Linked DNA regions of Homo sapiens: region 2 is linked to region 1. Evidence: chromatin contacts called from ENCODE Hi-C data. All regions are on one chromosome and are shown on one strand. Each heading gives the region's core, a stretch centred on a gene start or an enhancer-like site at or near the end of the contact. The rest is flanking DNA. Distances are from core to core; before and after follow the strand shown. Region 1 holds the start of SAMD9 (sterile alpha motif domain containing 9). Region 2 holds the start of SGCE (sarcoglycan epsilon).

The links. Hi-C counts contacts between places; a loop is a spot of excess contacts on that map. Pooled maps may share reads with other maps.
Region 2: a map of CD8-positive, alpha-beta T cell shows a loop between it and region 1 (14-fold over the local background). The contact joins the promoter of SGCE here to the promoter of SAMD9 in region 1. A Hi-C loop is called at or near these places in 2 of 168 maps with a recorded cell type or tissue (CD8-positive, alpha-beta T cell and naive thymus-derived CD4-positive, alpha-beta T cell) and 7 of 50 pooled maps.

Annotation. Positions count from the first base shown.
Region 1 is chr7:93,116,505-93,119,891 of GRCh38, forward strand. It overlaps SAMD9 (sterile alpha motif domain containing 9), which reads right to left and starts at 1,475. Exons shown (of 3, transcript NM_017654.4): 1 at 1,359-1,475.
Region 2 is chr7:94,654,465-94,657,851 of GRCh38, forward strand. It overlaps SGCE (sarcoglycan epsilon), which reads right to left and starts at 1,669. Exons shown (of 11, transcript NM_003919.3): 1 at 1,526-1,669. The coding sequence starts at 1,634. It overlaps PEG10 (paternally expressed 10), which reads left to right and starts at 1,861. Exons shown (of 2, transcript NM_001172437.2): 1 at 1,861-2,127. The coding sequence starts at 2,123. RefSeq lists enhancers at 1,017-1,794, 3,064-3,113.

The sequences.
Region 1 (3,387 bases), core at 225-2,724:
CTTTCAATACATTATTTTAAAAAAATTGTTGATGATGTCACTCTTGGAGAAAATATATGCCAGCATTCATAGGTATTTATGCCACTGTTCATAGATATTTTACATATTAATGATTTCTTTATACCCTCTCGTTCCAAAATGTTTTTTAGGTAATTTAGAAAGTAATATAGGATCACACATATATTAAAACCCTTAGGTAAAGAAATCATGGGGAAGGCTAAATAAGGGTAGGGGGAGAAAAGGTGAAATGAGGGAGTAAAATTAGTACCTAAAATTACTGGTTTTGATTCCGTATACTTTAAAAACTGACCTGAAAATTTGGTTCTGAGCATCTTAGTAGGAAACACTATTTGTTACTGATTGAACCCACATACATTTTTTAACTCTGGTTGGTGTTAAACTGTAGGGTTTGTTAACTTTTCTAGAAGGGAGTTGAAGGTCAGACCTTTATTCAGAAATGTGATCCTCCAACCGTCTTGCATTATCTTACTGTTTGCTTTGGGGAGAAATTAGACATAAACCTAGTATTTTTGCCAGGAACATAAAGCTGCCTTAATTCCAAAGACTTCCCATAGTAGTCTATCTGTCTGTCTGTCTTCCTATGTATGTCATCCGACAACAATATCTGAGAAGCTCTCAGAGAGTTTTGTTTTCTGGAAGCTACCTATTTCTTAGAGTAGATGGTGGAAGTTGTATTTGATTAAAGTAAAGTACTTTTAAGTTTTCATTGCCTGTTCTTTATCTATCTTTCCGTTTGTTGTTGTTGTTGTTGTTGTTGTTGTTGTTGTTTTTGAGACAGTGTCTCACTCTGTTGCCTATGCTGGAGTGCAGTGGTACAATTACAGCTCACTGTAACCTTAAATTCCTGGGCTCAAGCAATCCTTCTGCCTCAGCCTCCAAAGTAGCTAGACTGCAGCTGCGTGCCACCACATCCAGCTATTTTTTTTTTTGGTAGGAATCTTGCTAGGTAGGGTCTTGCTATGTTGCCCAAGCTAATTTTGAATTCCTGGCCTCAAACAATTCTCCTGTCCTTGCCTTCCAAAGTGCTCAAATTACAGGCTACCACACCTGGCCTGTTTGTTCTTTCTGAAGATGCTGTATGCCTTGGGAGAGTTCATCAATAAAAGTGTCTGTAGTTTTCAACTGCATCTTTAATGAAATGTTATGACTAATTTTTCAACTAATATAAAGCAGACTGCTGTCAGAGCAACAAATAGTCTAGAATTTCTAGGCTTAGAATACTATTTTTTGTTTTGAGGTATATTTGAAGCTTCTAATTGAAAAGTATATTTCTTTCTATTCAATAAAATGCTGCTATAGATAGTAAGAACAATATTAATAATAGATATTGTACTTACCCAGTAGTCTTGCAAATTTCTTTTACATATATGTGGGGAAAACCATCTCTTTTAGTGCTGAAAATATCTGATGTGTTTGTTTTCTTCCTCCTACGATGCTAGAGAAAAGTATTTTCCTCATTCTGGTTTTAACGGAAGTCTATGTATTCTCTGCTTCTGTCTCACAGCAAGCTCTAATTGGCTCAGAAACAGCAGGGCGTGTTTAACAACTGGGAGGTTGGGGAAGGAAGAATATAGGTTTGGTTTCAGTTTCATTTCTCAGATCTGAAATTACAGCACCGCCTTTTCTATCTGAAATGCTTTTTAATAAGCTATGGCTATATACCACCTTCTGGTCTGCTTGGTTAAAATCTGAAGGCTTAACAATTTTTCCTCACTTGAGAGTTTTGAGGGCTGCAGAAAGCCCCATTGTCTTGTTATAGACAAACTGTGGGATATTCTGGCTTAATTGATCCCTTGGGAATATGAGTTTACATTGCAGTCCCAGCCTTGTAGAGCACCAGGTTGGAGATACTCTAGGTCAATATTTCACTGGCCTTTAAGGGTGGAGTTACTGTCCATTCCTGTTTTCCTAAAGTGTAAAGAATGTCTTTCAGGGATAGGACTTCTTTGAGCACCCCAATAAGTGCTAAATTCATTTATTGCAGAGCAGACCAGGGCTGCAGCAGACCTGATGGTCACATTGTAGAGATTTATCTTTTCTAAGGTCAGTGTCAGGGCCAGAGAGAAAACTGCCTGAGTGAGAGCAACAAAAATAGCTGATATTTTAAAAACTAACAGCAAGTACTGATATTTATTGTGTGTGCTCAATTAGCTTTTGGTTTCCACATCCCACAACTGATTCACACTGGTTTTAGATGAAAACATTTAAAAACATTTATTTTAAAATATTTATTGGGCGCTTACCATGTACCAGGCATTGTTCTAAATGTTTCATATTAACTTAATTACTCTTCACAACAATCTCCTGAGGTAGAGATTATTTTTATCTCAATTTTAAAGGTGAAGAAACTGAGGCATAGAGATTAAATAATATGGCTAAAGTTTGCATAACTAATACATGGCAGAGATTCGAATCCAGGTTTCAGGCCAGTGCTCTTAAATCCTGAGGTTTAGGAAGAAAGAAAGTGGCTATGAAGGACAGCCTAGATATGACCATTACACTTATCACCCTCAGGAGCCCTCCTCGTAAGGGGACCCTGGGCCTGAACTCCAAAACCTGGGTTTCACTTTGCATGGGGACCAGTGTGATGGTTAATTTTATGGGTCAACTTGACCGGGCCACAGAGTGCCTAGATATTTGGTCAAACATTATTCTGGTGGTTCTGTGAGGGTGAGGAGGCAGGACTAGCTTGCAGCTCCTGCTGGGACAGACAGGACAGCATGTGGAGACTCACATCATGAACTTTTGCTTCAAGAATTACTGCAGCAACATACCAGGAAAGCCAAGAGAATTCACAGACCCTTTGAAGGAACTGTATCGCCACTGCAGTTTCTCTGAGATGCCAAAAAGAAAAGTCATGAGTCTGCTTGCTTTCTCAGCAGGGAGGCTGATAGCCAGGGGCAAGTTCTCAGCCCTGGTCACCGACTGCCTGGAAATAGATTCGATGTTGTTGGCAGGGGCACAGTGGGAGTGAGACTGGCCTTTAGGAGTGTGGGTTGTGTGGAAATGGGGTGAGGCCTGTGACTGCTGGCTTTTCCCCACTTCCCTGGTGTCCTATGTCACTCAGTGGAGACAGCCATAATCCCCCTGGGAACATAACTCCATTGGCCTGGGAACCACACCCCCGCCCCCTACAGCAAGTGCAGCAGACCCCACCCAATAAGAGTCTGAGCTCAGCCACACCTATGCCTGCCCCAACCTGTTGGTCTTTCTTTACCTGCCCTGGTTGCAAGACAAAGGACATATTCTGCCCACTGCCTCAGAAACATGAATATATAACTAGATGACCCTAGGTCAAGTTTGCTTCCTCCCTATAGTACCACAGCTAATGCACTCTTGAAAATGCCACCTCCTGGCTGGAGGCCA
Region 2 (3,387 bases), core at 419-2,918, 1.5 Mb after region 1:
GCATAAGAAATCCTGGAATTATTCTATCTTGCAGAAGAGGGTGAACATCCTAAAGATTAAATTAAAAGGCACTTCTAAAAAGTATAATTGTGTTTACCCAACTTCCTAGGGAAATGTCTTTGTTAAAAAGCTGCATTTCATTCATTCATATTCCGGATAGTGGGCATTTTCTAATAAAAAGTAAAATCTCAGTAAATGGGCTACAGTTTTGTTTATTCCTAGAAAGGCTCTCTTTTAAAGTGCGGTGTCTGCAACGTTGTTATGACAATAAGTCAAATTCTTATTGATATTCCAAGTATAAAATAATCCGTAGCAATGTTACTAAAATGTGCTCAATTTTGCTCTTCAAATATGAAAGCGTTTCATCTGTGTTTCAGAAACCTAACTCAGCTGTAGACAATTTGGTTTTCCCTTTTAACTTAAACTTGTTTTACTAAGATCATCAACAGATTGTCAGTTTCCCAAGCACCTGACACTGAGGCGCTTAGATGGGAATCCGCGTTAAGGTTTTATTTAGCATCCTTCCTCATCAGAATTTTAGCGTCTTATCAGCCACTGCAATTTTCCCTGACATAAAATATATATGTTCATAGTACAAATGCACGCAAATATTTGTGGCCGAATCTCGGCAACCCGCTGGAAAGGATTAAACGTGCGGTTGCCGTGACTAAACGCATTCATTCACCCTACAAGATTTAGGAAAATGTAACGTTGCAAGGGAAGCAAGGTCTCTGTGTAAACCTCGTAATCGCCACCAAAAGTCGGTAGCTGGGAGCCTTCAAAGCCCGCCAAACACACTGGAAGCATCCACAGCTGTTTTAAATTGGTTTTGGTTTCTGGAAATAGCGCACTCGGTACGGCAGCATCTCTGGCCTCCAGCCGGGGTTAACCCTGACCTGAACGCCCTGTTTAGCTCCCAGCATTTCATGATTCCGCTTCCCTGCTCCGTAAAACCGAAGAAAACCGAGATTTCCGTCACCGAGAAATGCACTTAGCAAGAGGGGGAAATTCGGTGTTTTAAATGTCACATTTTTGTGTTCTCTACCACTATCAAGAAAAGGAAAAAAGATGTGTTTGTGTAGCGGGGACGCAGCTTGACACCCATTTCCTTTGGCTCGCATCGCGGTCGCAGAGCCCAATCGCGGGGAAACGGGCCCCCCAGAAAAACAGGCAACGACCCCCAGCTCTTTGCTACAGGGATCGGGAGAGGACTACCCTGGGGCTGGGCGGGGAGGGGGATGTTGGGAACAGGAATTGGAGATGGAATTTCTGCGCCCGCAGAGCAGGGAGGGGCCCGCGGGGGCGCGGAGAGGAAAAAAAGGCCAGGGGTCAAGCCTGGGGAGAGAGAAGCTGGGCCGGGGAAATGGGGTACAGGGTGTACTGAAGGAGGGGTACGGTGGGGTCCGGGACAGAAAGAGAGGCTGGTGCCCAAAGGGCGCGCTCAGGCGCCCGGAACCCGAGCGGGGGAGGGGGAGGCGGCGGCCTGTTGGCCCCGGGACCTCCACGTCGCGCGCAGGCCACTAACCTGTCAGCAAGAATGTGCCAGTGGTCGCGGGGCTCATCCTGCGTGTCCCCCGACCCTGTCCCGTCCAAGCACAGGGGTCTCCCAGCTCCCACCACCGGGGCAATTGCATTCTTGGCCTGGCTAGGCCGTCCGTCCTCGATTCTCCCCTCCCCTCCCTTTCTTCTTCCCTCCCAGCTTGGCCAGTTCAGCATCAGCATCCCGCACCCCCTCGGTAATCCCGTACTCCCTCTAGCGGCGGGCCACTGCAGCGTGGCCACCGCCCCCACCCCCATCCCCCATCCCCGCACCCCCCTCCACCCCCTAGCCCGCGGAGCACGCTGGGATTTGGCGCCCCCCTCCTCGGTGCAACCTATATAAGGCTCACAGTCTGCGCTCCTGGTACACGCGCTTCAACTTCGGTTGGTGTGTGTCGAAGAAACCTGACTGCGCCCTGAGGAGAACAGCGGAGAAGGTCCACCGAGCCTGGCGAAAGGTCCGCTGAGCGGGCTGTCGTCCGGAGCCACTCCGGGCTGCGGAGCACCCAGTGGAGACCGCGCCTGGCTCAGGTGTGGGACCCCATCCTTCCTGTCTTCGCAGAGGAGTCCTCGCGTGGTGAGTATGCGGTGAGGACGTTTTTTTTTTAAAGATCACGTTCATTCCCCGTGCTTATCGGGAGCTGCGGGAGATGGAGTAGCACCCCAGAATGTCTCCACGCAAAACTTGTCACGCCTTCACTGGCTGTACCCCAAAACAAATGGGGAAACCAAGCCTTAAAGGCTTGGGTTTCCAGGACCAAGTCCAGATACGGGCTGTAGACAGAGATGAGCTGCGGACAGTGATGAGCTGCAGACGGTCAGGAGCTATAGATCGATTTGCAATTTGCTCTTCAAATGCGCTACCAAGTGCCATGCTTTACAAACAGATAAGCGCTTCAAATGCGCTACAAACTGGCGCTTCAGATGCGCTACAAGCACGCTTCACGCGGGCGACAAACTGATGGGAGCTACAACTGGCGCTTCATTGCGCTATAAACTGATGGGCGCTTTATGTGCCACAAACTGACGGATGGGCGCTTCAGTGGCGCTACAATCCAGAACGAGGAGCAGCGATATAGGAGCTGCAGACAGAAAACTGAATTGCGCTTTACATGCGCTGCAAAATCTGAGCTGCAGAAGAGTAGCACTACAAAAAACGCTACAAAAACGATGCGATTAGCCAGCCCGACAACAGCGCTTCATTGCGCTGCGAGGCACATGAACTGCAGAGGTACATGAGCTGCGGAACAATTCACACCTAAGATGCACTACAAAGTGGTAAGAGCTGCAGAGGTACAGGAGCTGCAGACCGTTTGCGCTACAAATAAAGCAGCCGTAGTGGGACATGAGCTGCGGAGTACAATTCCTCTGTTTTCTTGGAGCAGGACCCCACCCTTTCACCTTTTGGAATGGCTCCCACTCTATTTTTCTGCAGGACGGTTCTCGCATGATGGTGCTGGTAGACAAAATGGAGCCCCGGGCAAAAATTAGTGTTTAACATTCTGCCCACACCATTCCCGCTATAGCAGTGGAGTGGAGGGGCACTGATTGGAGTGGAAATGGGAATCTTTTGGTGATGGCAGAGCAGGCTGCCTGCCTACTTGTGCTTGATTGAAGTGGCGGTGTAGTTGTGGTGGCGCGAATCAGCGTCCAGCAACAGTTTGTGGAAACTGTGGGTTTGCTGAGTATGGCGGGGGAATTGGATCTGTGGATTGCTCTTGCTGCATGAAATGAATCTGGCTTTGGTGACTGGTGGGAGGGGTTTGGGAGGGGGGATTCTGGCGGCGGGGGGGGGGGGTGTGCAGATACTCTGCAGCCCTGTAGCAGCCAGTCTCAGGCCTGCCCCGC